Regions from separate parts of the Homo sapiens genome. Here region 1 is linked to region 2. A link is an interaction called in ENCODE POLR2A ChIA-PET data of the cell type or tissue named here. Cell type or tissue: IMR-90. All regions are shown on one strand. Region 1 overlaps DYNC1H1 (dynein cytoplasmic 1 heavy chain 1). Region 2 has its middle 12 kb from the start of HSP90AA1.

Region 1 (5,000 bases), 97 kb before region 2:
CCCACTTCACAGACAACCGCCTTGCCCAAAGTCACACAGCAAAGTCAGGAGTGAGGAAAAAAACGGATAGGAAGGGAAAAATAGTGCCAAGTCATGTAGGTGTCGATATGTCAGGCTGGGAGTAGGGAGAAAATAGTCATTGTCTAAGCAGTTGATAAATAAGAAATTGGAAATGTTGATATTAATTTGATATATTTATTATGATTTGTAGAGGACGTCGGTGATGAAGGAGAAGAAGAAAAAGAATTCATTTCCTATAACATCAACATAGACATTCATTATGGGGTTAAATCCAATAGGTGAGTAGTACAAATATTACCATTATCTCAGGTTATAAATTTGTGAGAATTAATATGAATCTTTTTTCTTTTCAAACTCAGAAATTCTTACTAAGAGAATTAATATAAATCTTTTTTTTTTTTTTGAGACGGAGTTTCGCTCTTGTTGCCCAGGCTGGAGTACAATGGCGCGATCTCGGCTCACTGCACCCTCTGCCTCCCGGGTTCAAGCAATTCTCCTGCCTCAGCCTTCCAGGTAGCTGGGATTGCAGACATGCACCGCCACGCCTGGCTAATTCTGTATTTTTAGTAGAGACAGGGTTTCTCCGTGTTGGTCAGGCTGGTCTCGAACTCCTGACCTCAGGAGATCCACCCGCCTCAGCCTCCCAAAGTGCTAGGATTACAGACGTGAGCCACCGTGCCCAGCCTAAAATTAATATCAATCTTAATTGACTCAGACAAACACATTAAGAAAACACTCAAGCCCGGCACGGTGGCTCACGCCTGTAATCCCAGCACTTTGGGAGGCTGAGGTGGGCAGATCACGTGAAGTTGGGAGTTTGAGACCACCCTGACCAACATGGAGAAACCCTGTCTCTACTAAAAATACAAAATTAGCCAGGCGTGGTGGTGCATGCCTGTAATCCCAGCTACTTGGGAGGCTGAGGCAGTTGAATAGCTTGAACCCGGGAGGCAGAGGTTGCAGTGAGCCGAGATTGTGCCATTGCACTCCAGCCTTGGCAACAAGAGCGAAACTCTGTCTCAAAAAAGAAAAAAAAAAAAGGAAAAGAAAACGCTCAAAAGATTTCTGGTCTTTAAATTCAGTGTCTTTGATTTCATGTCTTCAAATTAGGAAGTTTTCCAATTCAATATAAATTCTAAAATACTGTCCTTTTAGTTGCCATATCATGGCATCTATCTTCTGTTTGAGCTGTAATATATGTAACATGTCTGATGCTACTCTCAGGTTACAGTCAGCCCTCGATATCTGTGGTTCCACATCTGCAGATTCAACCAACCACAGATAGAAAATATTTGCGGGAAAAAAGCAATACATACAATACAAAAATAACAAAGAAAGCAAGTAAAAAACAGCCAGTATAACAACTATTTATGTATTGTTTATGTTGTGTTAGGGATTATAAGTAATCTGGAGATTATTTAAAGTATGCTGGAGGATGTGCATAGGTTATATGCAAATACTGTGCCATTTTATATAAGCAAGTTAACGTTTGCGGATTTTGGTGTTCCAGGGGAGTCCTGGAATCAATTTCCCACAGATACCAAGGGACAACTGGATATCTGATTTTTCATTATTACAGATAACTAGTAAACATTCTATATGCAGGTTTGATTCTTTTTAGGATAAATTCTAAAGATAGCATTACTAGTTCACATGCAAAACATCATTAAAATTTTTAATGCATGTTACCAGATTTTCCACTTTTCAGAAAGATTGTGCTAATTTATCCTAGTAGACATATCCAAATTTAAATATGTAAATGTCATAATGGATTCCGCATTTTTTTAAGCTTATTTTGAGTAATCTCAGGTTACGGAAGAGTTGCGTGAATAGTATATAGAACTCCCAGATATCAGTTGTTAATGTTTGCCACTTTTGCATTATCATTTTTCCCCTGAATCATTTGACAGTTAGTTATAGACAATATGCTCCTTTATCCCTAAATACTTGTGTGTATTTCCTAAGAACAAGGACATTCTCATTCGTAGCCTCAGTACAATGATCAAATTCAAGAAGTGTAAGATTGCTGCAGTATTGTTCTCTAATTATAGTACATGTTGAAATTGTCTCAATGATGTCCCTTATACTAATTTTCCCCTAATTCAGAGTCCAGTCCAGAATCACACTTTGGTTTCTTGTCACTCTAAATTCCTTTAATCTGGAGTAGTACTTCAGCCTTTGTGTACCTTTTGTGACACTGACTTGTTTGACATTTGCACACCAATAGCTTCATGGAACTGTTGGGTTTGCCTGATGTTTAGATTCAGGTTATACGATTTTGGCAGAAATACTATTGTGACTTCATTCTTTCTCAATGTGTTACATCAGAAAGTTTCATTGACTTTACAGTTATATGAAGTTTTTTGGGTTGTTTGTTTATTTTGAGATGGAGTCTCACTCTGCCGTCCAAGCTGGAGTGCAGTGGGGCAATCTTAGCTCACTGCAGCCTCTGCCTCCCAGGCTCAAGCGATCCTCCTGCCTCAGCCTCCTGAATAGTTGGGATTACAGGCACCTGCCACCACACCTGGCTAATTTTTTTTTCTTTCTTCTTGAGACGAAGTCTCGCTCTGTCGCCCAGTCTGGAGTGCAGTGGTGCGATCTCGGCTCACTGCAACCTCTGCCTCCTGGACTCAAGTGATTCTCCATCAACCTCCCGAGTAGCTGTGATTACAGGCATGTGCCACCATGCCCAGCTAATTCTTGTATTTTTAGTAGAGATGGGGTTTTGAAGTTTTTGAATAACTTTTTGAAGTTATCCGCCTGCCTCGGCCTCCCAAAGTGCTGGGATTGCAGGTGTGAGCTACTGTGCCCGGCCTAATTTTTGTATCTTTAGTAGAGATGTGGTTTCGCCATGTTGGCCAGGCTGGTCTCGAACTCCTGACCTCAAGGGATCTACTCACCTTAGCCTCCCAAAGTACTGGGATTACAGGCGTGAACCACCATGCCTGGCGTATGAAGTATTGTGTATAAAGTACTGGCAAGGGAATTAGAAAATTCAAATTTTATTAATTACCTTGAAGGCATTAATTTAACCAACTTTGAGTGCCTGTTGTGTGCAAGGTGTGGCAGTAGGTATATAGAGTAGTACACAAAGAAATAAAACCTGCTTCCTGTTCCCAAGAAGCTTGTCTTTGGGAGAAAGATTGGCAGATACATAACTAATTGTAATACTTGTCAAAATACAATGGAAACATGAAGACTGGAGAGATTGCTTCTGATTAGGGGAAGCCCACAGAAGAGGTCACACTGGAATTGAGTTATGAGGGTTAGAATTTCAGCAGATCAATATAGATTTCTTAAGCAAAGGCACAAAGCACGTGATGTGTTTAGGGAATGGGACATCTGGTCTAAGTGGTGTCTCAGGGTGGGAAAGAGGATACATAGCAGGAGGTGAAACAGGAAAAGCTGAGTAGGACCAGACTAAGGGGAGCCTGGAATGGCCTCTTATCACCTTAACCAGTGAGCAACTTTTGTTTACTTAGTACAGTAAATAAATGTTACACATTAGTGTAAGATCAGATTTAAGTACTACTTATATTTCTAGGGCAGGTTAGTTTTAGGCCAATATTACGAATTCAACCCATGTATGAGACAAGTTAACTTTGCCTGGTTTCATGTTTGTTCACATTCTGTAACCATAACCTTGATTCAGTAGCTCTCATGTACTAAAGAAAGACAAGCAGTGCATTTCACTATTAGAAAAGCAACACTTCAGTATATTCTTGTATGATTTTTAAATTAATAAGCCTAATTAGGAGTGTAACTTTTCTAATTTCTTGTTTTATTTTTCTTTTTAGCTTGGCATTCATTAAACGTACTCCCGTGATTGATGCAGATAAACCCGTGTCTTCTCAGCTCCGGGTCCTTACACTCAGTGAAGACTCGCCCTACGAAACTTTGCATTCTTTCATTAGCAATGCAGTGGCTCCTTTTTTTAAGTCCTACATTAGAGAGTCTGGCAAGGCAGACAGGTAAAAACTGTGGTTTGAATGTTATATTTCACTTAATGTTCACAAGATAGTATAGAACTCGGTGTAAAACTTGGGAATTGGGAGGGTAACGCTAGTGAGCCGAGGGGATATAAACCCTGTGTATTAATAAATATGTGTGTCATTACTATTTGACAGACCTGAAATGATGGGATCTCTTTGGAGACCAATAGCACACTAAATGTTGAGGTATGAAATCTGTTTTTAGGGATGGTGATAAAATGGCTCCTTCAGTTGAAAAGAAGATTGCAGAACTCGAAATGGGACTCCTTCACTTGCAGCAAAATATTGAAATTCCGGAGATCAGCCTGCCGATTCATCCAATGATCACAAATGTTGCAAAACAGTGTTATGAGCGTGGAGAAAAGCCAAAAGTTACAGACTTTGGTGATAAGGTTGAAGACCCAACATTTCTTAATCAGTTACAATCTGGAGTTAACCGCTGGATCCGAGAAATTCAAAAAGTAAGAGCACAGGATTGAAAGTTATGTAAAATATGTTACTCTTTAATATCTTTGGGAAAACTGATCTGGATTTTGTAAGTGAGGTAAATTATGTGATAACTTGTTAGTGGTGCCGCCTCTTGGTCCTGGGACTGTCCAGTGCAGGACTAGCCTTGGTCTGGGTGGAATGGTCAGGGGACAGTGTGAGATTGCTTGAGTAGTCACCCTGATAGAGCATTAATCTCAGCAGTCGTATACCTTTGATTTCAAATCAAGCCACTTTTGATTTACAGGGAAGGAAATCTACTTGAAATATAAAAATTGAGTTGTAATGCATGTGTTTTGTTAACGATATCTATTCTACCTTGTTTAAATAGTGAATACCCTTGGGTGTTATTTTATTTTCAAAGGTGACCAAACTGGATCGAGATCCTGCATCAGGAACTGCCTTACAGGAAATTAGTTTTTGGCTAAACTTGGAACGTGCGTTATACCGCATCCAGGAGAAACGGGAGAGCCCGGAAGTTCTCCTGACTCTGGATATCTT
Region 2 (5,000 bases):
ACAATGGTCAGTTTTATGTTACAGGCCGGGTGTGGTGGCTCACGCCCATAACCCCAGCACTTTGGGAGGCCAAGGTGGGCAGGACACGAGGTCAGAAGTTCGAGACCAGCCTGGCCAATATAGCAAAACCCTGTCTCCACTAAAAGTACAAAAATTAGCCGGGCGTGGTGGCAGGTGCCCATAATCCCAGCTACTTGGGAGGCTGAAGAAGGAGAATCACTTGAACCTGGGAGGCGGAGGTTACAGTGAGCCGAGGATCGCACCACTGCACTCCAGCCTGGGCGACAAAGCAAGACTCTGTATCAAAAAAAAAAAAAGTTACATATATTTTACCACAATAAAAAAAATACAAAAAAGCTGGGCGCGGTGGCTCACACCTGTAATCCCAGCACTTTAGGAGGCTGAAGTGGGTGGATCACGAGGTCAGGAGTTTGAGACCACCCTGGCCAACATGGTGAAACCCTGTCTACTAAAAATACAAAAATTAGCCGAGCAGGGTGGCTGGCGCCTGTAATCCCAGCTACTTGGGAGGCTGAGCCAGGAGAATCACTTGAACCTGGGAGGCAGAGGTTGCAGTGAGCTGAGATCACGCCATTGCACTCCAGCCTACGCAACAAGAGCAAAACTCTGTCTCAAAAAAAAAAAAAAAAAAAAAAAAAGAGAAAGAGAAATCATTCCAGGCAGAGGAGCTCTGTTGTCTGGTGTGTGAGGTCTTAGAAAGAGACGTCAGTTTTTTTTTTCTTTTTCTTTTTTCTTTTTTTTGAGACAGAGTCTTGCTCTATGCCCAGGCTGGAGTGCAGTGGTGTGATCTCGGCTCACTGCAACCTCCACCTCCCAGGTTCAAGTGATGCTCCTGCCTCAGCCTCCTGAGTAGCTGGGATTACAGGCACCTGCCACCATGCCCAGCTAACTTTTGTATTTTAGTAGAGATGGGGTTTCACCATGTTGGTCAGGCTGGTCTTGAACTCCTGACCTCAGGTGATCCACCCACCTCGGCCTCCCAAAGTGCTGGGATTACAGGCATGAGCCACTGCAGCGGTCTGTCAGTTTTGAGTTGCCCAGCGCTGAATCCCCCTCCTACATTCTGGGGACTCCCCAACCTCACGAGGCCAGATGGGAGGAAAAGGCCATGAAAAGACCAGACACCGGTTTTCCCAGCCTCTCTTGCAGCTAGGACACAGGCTAGGCTCAGCCAATCACATTTTGAATGGGGTGTTTAAATGGGGCAGCTGGTGTGGGGAAAAGCCAGGGTCCAGGGACAATCTATTTTGGAAGCGGGTAGGGGAAGATATAGTCTGTCTACCTCTTACTTGCTGTGTGACCACTCTGATCTTCAGTTTCCTCATCTATCAAAAGGAATTGATAAACGATACCTTCTTCGTAAGATTCTAGACTCAAATGAGACCTCATTAATGTAATTGTTGCAGCTGACTGGTGGGCACCTGTCGGTTCATAAAACAATTCCTGACCAGGTGCAGTGGCTCATGCCTGTAATCCCAGCACTTTGGGAGGCCGAGGTGGGTGGATCACCTGCCATGCTGGTCAGGAGTTCAAGACCAGCCTGGGCAACATGGAAAAACCCCATCTCTACTAAAAACACAAAAAATTAGCCAGGTGTGGTGGCAGTGCTTGTAATCCCAGCTACTTGGGAGTTTGAGGCAGGAGAATAACTTGAATCCCAGAGGCAGAGGTTGTAGTGAGCCAAGGTCACGCCACTGCACTCTAGCCAGGGCGACAGAGTGAGACTCTGTCTCCAAAAATAAATAAATAAATAAATAAACAAAACAAAATATACATAACATGAAGTTTACCATTTTAACCTTTTTTTTTTTTTGAGACAGTGTCTGGCTCTGTTGCCCAGGCTGGAGTGCAGTGGCGTGATCTCAGCTCATTGCAAGCTCCGCCTCCCAGGTTCACACCACTCTCCTGCCTCAGCCTCCTGCGTAGCTGGGACTACAGGCGCCTGCCACCACACTCAGCTAATTTTTTTGTACTTTTAGTAGAGACGGGGTTTCACCTTGTTAGCCAGGATGGTCTCGATCTCCTGACCTCGTGATCCGCCCGCCTCGGCCTCCCAAAGTGCTGGGATTACAGGTGTGAGCCACCGCACCCTGCCCATTTTAACCATTTTTAAGTCTGCAGTTCAGTGGTGGAGATATCCACATTATTGTACAAACATCATCACCATCCATCTTCAGAACTTTTTCATCTTCCCAAATGAAAACTGTTCCCATTAAATGCTAACTCTCCCTTCCCTCCTCCCCAAGCTTGGGCAACCAGCATTCTACTTCCTGTCTCTCTGAATTTGCCTACTCTAGGTACCTGAGGTAAGTGGAATCATACAGTGTGTGTCCTTCTGTGACTGGCTTATTTCACTTAGTACAATGTCTTTAAGGTTCATCCATGTCGTAGCATGTGTCAGAATTTTCTTCCTTTTTAAGCCTGAATAATATTCCATTGTATGCATAGACCACATTTTGTTTATCCGTTCATCTTGAGTAAATCCCAAGGAGTGGAATCCCTGGATCATGTGGCAATGCTATGTTTAACATTTTGAGGAACAGCCAGACTGTTTTCCAAAACAGTATCATTTTACATTCCTACCAGCAGTGTACCTATGAGGGTTCCAATTTTCCACATCCTTGCCAACATTTGTTATTATCTATCTGCTTCTATTTTGTATGTTTTGGAAATCTCCCAAATAAATAGTTTATAAAAAAGAGAAAATTAGCCAGGCGTGGTGAAGTACGCCTGTGGTCCTAGCTACTCAGGAGGCTGAGGCACAAGAGTTGCTTGAACCTGGAAGGTGGAGGTTGTGGTGAGCCAAGATGGTGCCACTGCACTCCAGCCTGGGTGACAGAACGAGACTCAGTCTCAAAAAAAAAAAAAAAAAAAAAAAAAAAAAAAAATTAGAAACTGTAAGTGAAAGTGTAAACTATGAAGTGCTTAGGTTAATTTGTTATTTGTTAGCATAGATTTGTGTGCCTGTCATGTGCCAGACACTGTTATGAGTATTTGGGATACAAACATAAGCAAAACACACACACATCTGTAGTCTTAAACTCAAGACTGGGCCTATCTGCTCCTCCAGAACCCCTTCCCTGGAAGCAGAGCTGAGCCTAGGACATCCATCCCACTCCCCAGGCCCTGCCCAGCTCTTGGGCATTTGGGAGGTGTCGGGGTGCAGGAGTAGAAGTCTGATGCCTGCACCGCAGCCCTGGCCTCCCTTAGCCCAGAGAGCCCTGCGTGTTCTCCACTTCCAGAGCTTGTTTTTCTTATCTATAAAATAAAGTGGGGCCGGGTGCAATGCCTCATACCTGTAATCCCAGAACTTTGGGAGGCTGAGGCAGGAGGATTGCTTGAGTCCAGGTGTTCAAGACCAGCCTGGGTAATACGATGAGACCCCACCCCCACCCCCCACCCCATCTCTACAAAAAATACAAAAATTAGTAATTAGCCGGGCATGGTGGCACGTGCCTGTAGTCTCAGCTGCTTGGGAGGCTGATTTGGGAGGATCGCTTGAGCCTGGAAGGTCAAGGCTGCGGTGAGCTGAGCTTGTACCACTGCACTCCAGCCCAGGCAACAGAGCCAGACCCTGTCTCAAATAATAAAATATAAAATAAAATAAGGCAGGTATGGTGGCTCACACCTGTAATCCCAGCACTTTGGGAGGTGGAGGTAGGCAGATCCCTTGAAGTCAAGAGTTCAAGACCAGCCTGGCCAATATGGTGAAACCCTGTCTCTACTAAAAATACAAAAATTAGCTGGGTGTGGTGGCACATGCTTGTAATCCCAGCTTCTTGGGAGGCTGAGGCGCGACGACTGCTTGCATCTGAGAGTCAGAGGTTGCAGTGAGCCAAGATTGTGCCACTGCACTCCAGCCTAGGCAACAGAACGAGACTCTGTCTCAAAAACAAAACAAAGCCGGGCGCGGTGGCTCATGCCTGTAATCCCAGCACTTTGGGAGGCCAAGGCGGGTGGATCACAAGGTCAGGAGATCGAGACCATCCTGGCTAACACGGTGAAACCCCGTCTCTACTAAAAATACAAAAAATTAGCCGGGTGTGGTGGTGGGCGCTTGTAGTCCCAGCTACTCAGGAGGTTGAGGCAGGAGAATGGCATGAACCCAGGAGACGGAACTTGCAGTGAGCCGAGATCGCACCACTGCACTCCAGCCTGGGCGACAGAGTGAGACTCTGTCTCAAATAAATAAATAAATAAATAAATAAATAAATAAATAAATAAATAAATAAAATATAATAAATAAAATGAAAGCTGGAATATGGGCCCACCTGGTATGAAGATGAGACAATTTCGGCCAGGCATGATGGCTTACACCTGTAATCCCAGCACTTTGGGAGGCCGAGGCAGGCAGATCATGAGGTCAGGAGATCAAGACCATCCTGGCTAACACGGTGAAACCCTGTCTCTACTAAAAATACAAAAAATTAGCCGGGTGTGGTGGCGGGAACCCGTAGTCCCAGCTACTCAGGAGGCTGAGGCAGGAGAATGGTGTGAACCCAGGAGGTGGAGCTTGCAGTGAGCTGAGATTGCGCCACTGCACTCCAGCCTGGGCGACAGAGCGAGACTCCGTCTCAAAAAAAAAAAAAAAAAAAAAAAAAAGATGAGACAATTTCGTGAAAGGAGAAGGAAAAGCGGACTTAGCCAGCTGCCTCAGTATTACCGGTATTAAGGACATTTTTCAAGGGGTGGGTACAGGCCCCACCGTTTTGAAGAGGCTTCTCATGGCAAACCACAGGCTACCAGGCCCATGGCTAATGTTCCAGGAACACACAATAATTTGTATCCCCCCTCAGACGGCTCACATGTCCCTTCCCAAGAGCAAGCATGCCCACTTCTCAAGCCTGGGAGTGTGCCCTTCCTTCAGCCAGGAAATCCACCTCCACTTCCCTCTTTTTGAATGAGGTCAGCTTTATTTATTTATATATTTCTTTCTTTAGACCATCTGAGCAGGCGTATTTATTTAATATTATTATTTT

Evidence for each region. ChIA-PET counts read pairs that join two places held together with the same protein. Peaks named below come from ENCODE experiments on the same cell type or tissue, not always from the same donor. Only the 100,000 strongest peaks of a DNase experiment are listed, where the experiment ranks them.
Region 1: POLR2A ChIA-PET joins it to region 2 with 5 read pairs; 19 of 35 experiments call an interaction of 5 or more read pairs at or near these places.

Annotation. Positions count from the first base shown.
Region 1 is chr14:101,975,501-101,980,500 of GRCh38, forward strand. It overlaps DYNC1H1 (dynein cytoplasmic 1 heavy chain 1), which reads left to right. Exons shown (of 78, transcript NM_001376.5): 2 at 212-299; 3 at 3,819-3,992; 4 at 4,219-4,474; 5 at 4,864-5,000. Among named protein-coding and RNA genes, the nearest start is that of DYNC1H1, 13 kb to the left of the region's middle. In IMR-90, no CTCF peak of the experiment used is centred here; a DNase peak (open chromatin) is centred at 2,361; H3K27ac peaks cover 532 bases.
Region 2 is chr14:102,072,166-102,077,165 of GRCh38, forward strand. No RefSeq gene overlaps it. Among named protein-coding and RNA genes, the nearest start is that of HSP90AA1, 12 kb to the right of the region's middle. In IMR-90, a CTCF peak has its summit at 2,612; no DNase peak of the experiment used is centred here.